Regions from separate parts of the Homo sapiens genome. Here region 1 is linked to region 2. Evidence: chromatin contacts called from ENCODE Hi-C or POLR2A ChIA-PET data. All regions are on one chromosome and are shown on one strand. The core of a region is the stretch at or near the end of the contact, and the rest is flanking DNA. Distances in the headings are between cores, read along the strand shown. Region 1 overlaps DCST1 (DC-STAMP domain containing 1). Region 2 overlaps KCNN3 (potassium calcium-activated channel subfamily N member 3).

Region 1 (3,432 bases), core at 340-2,839, 330 kb before region 2:
TGTCTCAAAAAAAAAAAAAAAAAAGAGGCAGAAGGACGAGGCACAGTTGGAAGAACTAGGGTGGGGTGGCTGTGCAGGCATTGGAGTTCTCCAGAGGGTGTCTCTTGGGCCTGGAATGTGTCTGGGGGATGGGCTTACTGCGGAAGGAGTACTGCAGGAAGGAGTGGTGGCGGATGGTGTCGAAGATGGAGTAGAGAGCCCAGTCCAAGCCACACAGCACCACCAGCAGCAGCAGAATGGGCAGTGTCTCCAGGAGCTCCCTCACCTGGCCAAGGAGCAGGAGGGGCAGAGCTGGGCAGTGCCATCTGCCTGGGCACGGAGCACTCTCTGGTGCCTTTTACCCTCCACCCTCACCTTCAGGCCTGTCTTTGCACCCAGGAGTCCGCTCCCCATGCTGTCCTCACCACATTGCTCATTTCTGAGGCCTGGATGGTGGGCTTGCAAGGGAAGATGACGGTTTTCTCCTCAGCTTTGCGGAGTGGCAGCAGAGTCCGTTTGCCCTGGAAAACAAATGTCCACACAGTTAGGAAGCCCAAGGGCCCTCTGCCCTTTCCTCTCTGCCTTCCTGGAGCATGAACCCACACAGGGCACACAGCAGCAAGGCATCCCCGGGCAGTGCCGTGCCCACTCACCAGCTTCTTCCTGCGGTCATCGATCTGGCAGAAGTAGGTACTGATGTAGATGTTGTCAAAACGAATGTCATGGTTATAGCTGTCCATGTAGGAGAAAGACCTGTGGGTGGATGGGCAGGGATGTCTCCATCTCTTCCAGGTTCTCCTCATCTATCCCCAAACATGGGCTTCCTTGAGGCACAGTCATTCAACCAACCAGCCAGCATTCATTGAGCACCATCTATGTCCTGGGCACTGCTAGGGGATGGTGATAACAGGGAGAAGACTCTGTCCCTGCCTTCCAATTGTGTAGAGGAAGACATCCCCCTACATGATGGGTGAGACATAGCAGAAGTGAGTAGGGGATGAGGTGGGGGCTCAGAGGAGGGCATGGTCAGCCTGTCTGGGAGGGAGTTGCATGTGTGCATCTGAGGTAGGGACAGGCATGCATCTTACAGGATGAATATCGAGCAGAGTTACAGAGAGGGGGAAACTCCTTGAGGTTTCAGGAATCACCTAATCCACTGTGACTCACAAATTCCTGCCTCTTGGCTTTGCCTGCAGCATATCTCCTGGAAGTGTGCTGGGGCAAAACTCATCCCAGACCACCATCTCCATCCTCCCCCAATACACCCTGGCTCTCCCTGGCTACCCTTGAGCACGGTGCACGTGTGCATGGGTGCATGCCTGCATATATAGCTATCCCCCATGTATTTCCCAAAGCCCTACATAATGCTTCAGTTTGCTAAGGAAAAAATGTTAATTACTGCAAATGTGTTTAAAACTGTAAAAGTACATTAAACAAACTCTGTAAAGTGTGAAACATTAGTTTCAATGCTATTGCTTCTGGGGCCCTGTAAAAATCCACATCTTTGCCTTTAAAACTACTGTAAGTGCAAAGACATACTGTGAGTGCCCTCTTGTGGAGAGGCTCACAGAGGTGGTGCCTGGGCTTCCTGAGCCAGGGCCTGCCCTCCCGCCAGCTGTCCTTTCAGTGCATGACCTCACCCAGCTTGAAAGCCTGGAAGTAGCTTTTGACTCTGTGCCTCCTTCCTTCCCTCCACAAGCTGGCTCTGAGCCTCGCTGCACCTTTCCCCTTCCCCCACCATCTCAAGCCATCTTCCTGCCATGCTCTACCCGGGCCAGGCTCCCTAACCTCCAACCCAGCCTGGCCTCCCGCCCTCCCTCCAGACTTCCTGAGGCCATCTTGCCACCACCGCCAGTTCCAGGTCTTCCTGCAGGGCTTTCCAGACTGTTCTGGTCATGCCCACTTCAGTTCTCCAGGCCAGCCTCTGCCCTCTGCATCCCATGGATACCAGGAGCCTTACGCAAGGGACACCCTTCTTTCCTTGACCACCGTTCCGCATCTGCGGCCATTTGGAGCCCAGTTATTGCCCTTCCAAGGGGCACCTTCCCAGCTCCCATACACGTCTCAAAAGCCAATCCATAGAATGGCCCTTGAACCATCTCTGTCTTGTGGGTGTCTCATGATCCCAACTAGATCATTAGCTTTTTTTTTTTTTTTTTTTTTTTGAGACAAGCTCTCACTCTGACACCAGGCTGGAATGCAGAATGCAGTGGCACAATCACAGCTCACTGCAGCTTCGACCTCCCAGTGATTCTCCTGCCTCAGCCTCCCAAGTAGCTGGGACTACAGGCATGTGCCCCACACCTGGCTGATTTTGTTCATTTTTTGTAGAGACGAGGTCTCACTGTGTTACCCAGGCTGGTCTCAAACACCTCAACTCAAGCCATCCTCCCACCTCGGCTTCCCAAAATGTTGGGATTACAGGAGTGAGCCGCCATGCCTGGCGATCATGAGCTTATTGGGGGCAGGAATAGAGCTCCTTCATCTTTGTCTTCCCATGGGGCCCTAGATACACACATACCCACTCACTTGCAGTCACTCTAGGCCCCCCACATAGGGGCAGACAGAGCAACAGCCCTGTGGCAGCCCTCACCCAAGCCCTGCCCATCTCAGGTGTTTGGGAGTGGAGATGGGAAATAGAGGGTCCAGAGACCAGCAGGGGAGCTAGAGCAGAGCAAGGCCCGGGGCAGCCCAGCTGGACACTGGGCTGGGTGGGGTTGAGGACTTTGTTCTAAATGGAGGGAAAGTCGCTGCCAACGCAGCAGGCAGGAGAAAATGAAAGCAAAATGGAAAGATAAAAATGGCACAAAGTCAGAGCCAAGGGGAATATGAAGGGCAAGAAAAAATCAAAAGTCAAAGCTAAACGTAAAAAAAAAAAATCAGTATTGGGATAAAGGCTGGAAGGAGGTGGATGAATGAAGACGGTTGGCCTTTTAAGGCAGTGGGAACATGGGTAATGTTCTTCTGACAAAATGTCCACTTTTCCTTTAACTTTGTGTAAACAAAGACAAAGGTAAATAATATTCAGATTCAGAGGTGAGGATAGGTGCTAGGGTTCCATCCTTACAGCCTCCCTCAGGGCAGGGCTCCAGTCCGGGGCAGAGGAGGGGCTGCTGGGGTGGGGACTATGGCTCACGCATGCAGGACCAGCAGGAAAGTGCAGGAGAGCAGCACGTGCAGCAGCCCCAGGGCCCACTCCAGCCGGGCCTCCTGGCGGTACACGTAGTCCCGCACCTCGGTGCTCACGCGCTCCCAGCTTGTGTTGAGCCCCAGCACCCCAGCCTGCTTCTCTTCCTGGTGGAGGGCACATGAGCAAACTCAGCCTGCGGCCACCTCGTCAGACCTGGGTCCCACCTCTTCATGACATCTGTTCCCCAGTACCCCACTTGTGTCCCTGGGGCCCTCCCAGGACCTCTAGGAGTTGTCACTTCCTTCTGCTCACCACCCTCCTGG
Region 2 (3,677 bases), core at 494-2,993:
GAAAAATATAATCCAGCCTTAGTAATAAATTTTTAAAACATACACACACAAAAGTTATCAGCCTGCAAAACAATGTTTCCTAGGCTTCCCACACATCTCAGTATTTTAACAACATCCCATCTGTTGATGTCAGTCTGAAGAAGCAGGTCTATATTCTCTAATTTTATTAAAATCCTTTCTGGCTAGTAACCTGATTTCTATTAGGCTGGCCTACTTATTTCCAGGCCCCAGGCCTGTGGACACATGCCAGTCTGCATGGCTGACAGAAATGGGGATGGTTAATCAAAAATCTGCTTAGCATGTGCTTAATAAGGAATGTTTTCTGTTGCTCTTGTTACTAATTGCTGAAGATGTCTGTGTTTGGATTAAAACTTTGTCCCCTGCCATCTGGATGCCATTGATATGTCTCAGCTCAGTCATGAGCCTGGTGATATCAGTGGTTTCCATGTCAATGGATGACAGCGTCATATGTTGAAACGTGTGATTGCAGTGCACAGTGAAGGAGCCAGCCCTGGGGAAGAGGAAGCTCTGGTTTCACACCTAAATATCTTCACTGATTTTCAGACATTGCTCTGAAATTATTTCTTTTTTGTGCCAATTACATTTACATGTACAATTGCAGTGCAAATGTTTTTGGCCATTTGGGAAAGGAGACAATGGGCTCGTTGGTACCTATAGTTCCAATCAGTGGGAAAGACATTTTCTCAAAGAAGTCTTTTAAAATCTCCAGCTGATAGGAAATCTGTTTACTCTCTGAACCCAAGCAATGTACCGTATACACGAAGTGGCAATCTCAGGCAAAGCTCGGAAGTCTGCATGTAAGGGCAGCAATGGTATATCGCTAGCTATTTTCCAAGGGGACCCCGGGACTCAAGGTCTCGCTCATGCAGCCTGTCTAAATATAGCATCAGCAACAGCAGTCAAGAGATAGTATTGAAATAATCAAGAAGGAAGAAAGAAAGAAGGAAGGAAGGAAGGAGAAAGAAAGAGAGAAAGAAAGAAAAAGAAAGAAAGAAAGGAAGAAAGAAAGAGAAAGAAAGAAAGAAAGACCCTCCAACTTCAAGCTCTGGTCTGCAGTGTCCAACACAAGATTAAGAACAGATGAATTTTAATCACCTTTTTTTTTCCTTTTTTTTTTTTTTTTTGAGATGGAGTTTCACTCTTGTTGCCAAGGCTGGAGTATGGCGTGATCTCAGCTCACAGCAACCTCTGCCTCCCAGGTTCAAGCGATTCTCTTGCCTCAGTCTCCAAAGTAGCTGGTACTACAGGCATGTGCCACCATACCTGGCTAAGTTTGTATTTTTTGTAGAGACGGGTTTCACCATGTTGTCCAGGCTGGTCTCGAACTCCTGACCTCAGGTGATCCACCCGCCTCGGCCTCCCAAAGTTCTGAGATTACAGGCGGGAGCCACCGTGCCCGGCCTTAATCATCTTTTCTAGGAGTTCCGTGATTTTGGTTAAGAAAATAGATCATTGCAAAATCGTTTCCTTATGAGGTAGACTACAGTAGCAACCACAAAAATGAACCTAAGAAAATGAACCTGATAGCAGCCTACTTTATTTATTCTTCCTTAGATCAAGAATGCTGCAGCCAATGTCCTTCGGGAAACATGGTTAATCTATAAACACACAAAGCTGCTAAAGAAGATTGACCATGCCAAAGTGAGGAAACACCAGAGGAAGTTCCTCCAAGCTATCCACCAGTGAGTATGCCAGAGCGGTTCAGCCATCAGATGACCAGACTGGGAGTGGCGGGACTCCTACAACTCTGTCAGTAGCACAGAAGAAATCCATTCTGTTCCACTCAACAAGTGGAGTGGTGAACTGGGTCTGATCACTCACTGACTGCACCAGCCACATGCCAGGAATTGGGCAGGCTGCTATGGAAGGTAAAAACTAGAGTAAGAACCTCTAAGAGCTTTCACATTCTACACACACACACACACACACACACACACACACACACCACACACCACACATCACACACACCATACACACCACACACACACACCACACACACACCACACACACACACCCCACACACACCACACACAAACACCACACACACACACCCCACACACACCTCACACAAACCACACACACACCATACACACCACACACAAACACCACACACACACCCCCCACACACCACACATCCCACACACCACACACAAACACCACACACACACACCCCACACACACCTCACACAAACCATACACACACCATACACACCACACACAAACACCACACACACACACCTCACACAAACCACACACACACCATACACACCACACACCACACACACCACATACCACACATCACACACACCATACACACCGCACACACCCCACACACACCATGCACACCACATACGACACACACACCACACACACACCACACACCACACATCACACACACCATACATACCACACACAAACACCACACACACAACCCACACACACCACATCACACACACCATACACACCACACACAAACACCACACACAAACACCACACACACACACACCCCGCACACACCACACATCACACACACCATACACACCACACACAAACACCACACACACACACACCCCGCACACACCACACATCACACACACCATGCATTGCAACTCAAATCAAAACAAACCGTGGCTGATGCTTTCTGTGATGGAGGAGTTTTTAAAAGTATAGTGGAAAAGCAAAGGATGAAAACATTCATTCTGATGGAGAGGTTTGGGGAATCCCTGAAAAGTTGAGAATAAGGCACTCAACATGGAAGGTGCAGCCCAGGCATAGAGGCAGGGAAATGATCTGGGAATAGCAAGAAACCAGTGACTGAAGGTGAGCATGCGTGGAGACAAGAGTTTGCTTTCTGGGGGGATGTGACAAGCCCCTGGAAAGTAAAAGCCTCAGTTGTTCCCCAGGTTCACGGTCCCCATGCTGGGTTCCAAAATCAGAGGCAGTGGTAGGGCTGGAGGATCTGCTGGTGGGGCTAAACCTTTGCATGGACTTGAAGGGCTTGCCTGTTACCATTCTTCCCCACAGGTTGAGGAGCGTCAAGATGGAACAGAGGAAGCTGAGTGACCAAGCCAACACTCTGGTGGACCTTTCCAAGGTGAGTGGCAGTGTCTGGAGACATCCCCTAGAACACGCAGACACTGAGTCTTCTCAGGCTCACCTGTGAGTCCTGGCTGGGTTCGCACTGGACAGCGCGGGACCAGGCAAGCAAAGAAAAATTTCTGCTTGGTTCAAAAATACCTAGGCTCAAGTTTGTTTCATTTGCAATCTACCGGTATGTCTTGTGGGCTTTTGAAACTTGGTGTTTGTTTCTTAAGTGAAATCGCTCAGGTGTGTCTCTGCGTGAAATTAATGAGCTGACTAAACCTTTTCCGTGTCATTTTATGAGCTGCACATTGAGGGACTCCTGAGGTTGGGCTTGAGTTTGCACGGCTGTGAAGCATGCTAGCAAGGACCAGACGGTAACGATGGCCATGGTAACTGCCCAGGTCACACCGGTTTGCTGTAATACTTGGAAGTTCATTTTTGTACATCCTCCAGTCCTTAACCAACTAGTTTTGCTGGCCTCAAATTGGCGGCAGTGGTGTGTGTGGGGGGGTGCATTTCTTTACTTCTCAAGAGGCAGATAGCCTACAAGGAACATGAAGATACCCAAAAAG

What was found. Hi-C counts contacts between places; a loop is a spot of excess contacts on that map. ChIA-PET counts read pairs that join two places held with the same protein, here RNA polymerase II (POLR2A). Pooled maps may share reads with other maps.
Region 1: a pooled map shows a loop between it and region 2 (2.6-fold over the local background). The contact joins two enhancer-like sites. A Hi-C loop is called at or near these places in 1 of 50 pooled maps. POLR2A ChIA-PET finds 5 or more read pairs at or near these places in 3 of 52 experiments (IMR-90, PC-9 and activated T-cell).

What each region holds. Positions count from the first base shown.
Region 1 is chr1:155,043,193-155,046,624 of GRCh38, reverse strand. DCST1 (DC-STAMP domain containing 1) reads right to left here. Exons shown (of 17, transcript NM_152494.4): 10 at 3,116-3,273; 11 at 633-732; 12 at 405-500; 13 at 139-265. DCST1-AS1 (DCST1 antisense RNA 1) reads left to right here. Exons shown (of 4, transcript NR_040773.1): 3 at 470-665; 4 at 772-1,434. Among named protein-coding and RNA genes, the nearest start is that of ADAM15, 6.4 kb to the left of the region's middle. Within about 2 kb of position 1,589, at least 13 of the 41 ENCODE cell types and tissues checked have a DNase peak (open chromatin) inside an H3K27ac peak, as active enhancers do.
Region 2 is chr1:154,712,902-154,716,578 of GRCh38, reverse strand. KCNN3 (potassium calcium-activated channel subfamily N member 3) reads left to right here. Exons shown (of 8, transcript NM_002249.6): 6 at 1,576-1,703; 7 at 3,046-3,115. Among named protein-coding and RNA genes, the nearest start is that of ADAR, 110 kb to the right of the region's middle. Within about 2 kb of position 1,743, at least 3 of the 41 ENCODE cell types and tissues checked have a DNase peak (open chromatin) inside an H3K27ac peak, as active enhancers do.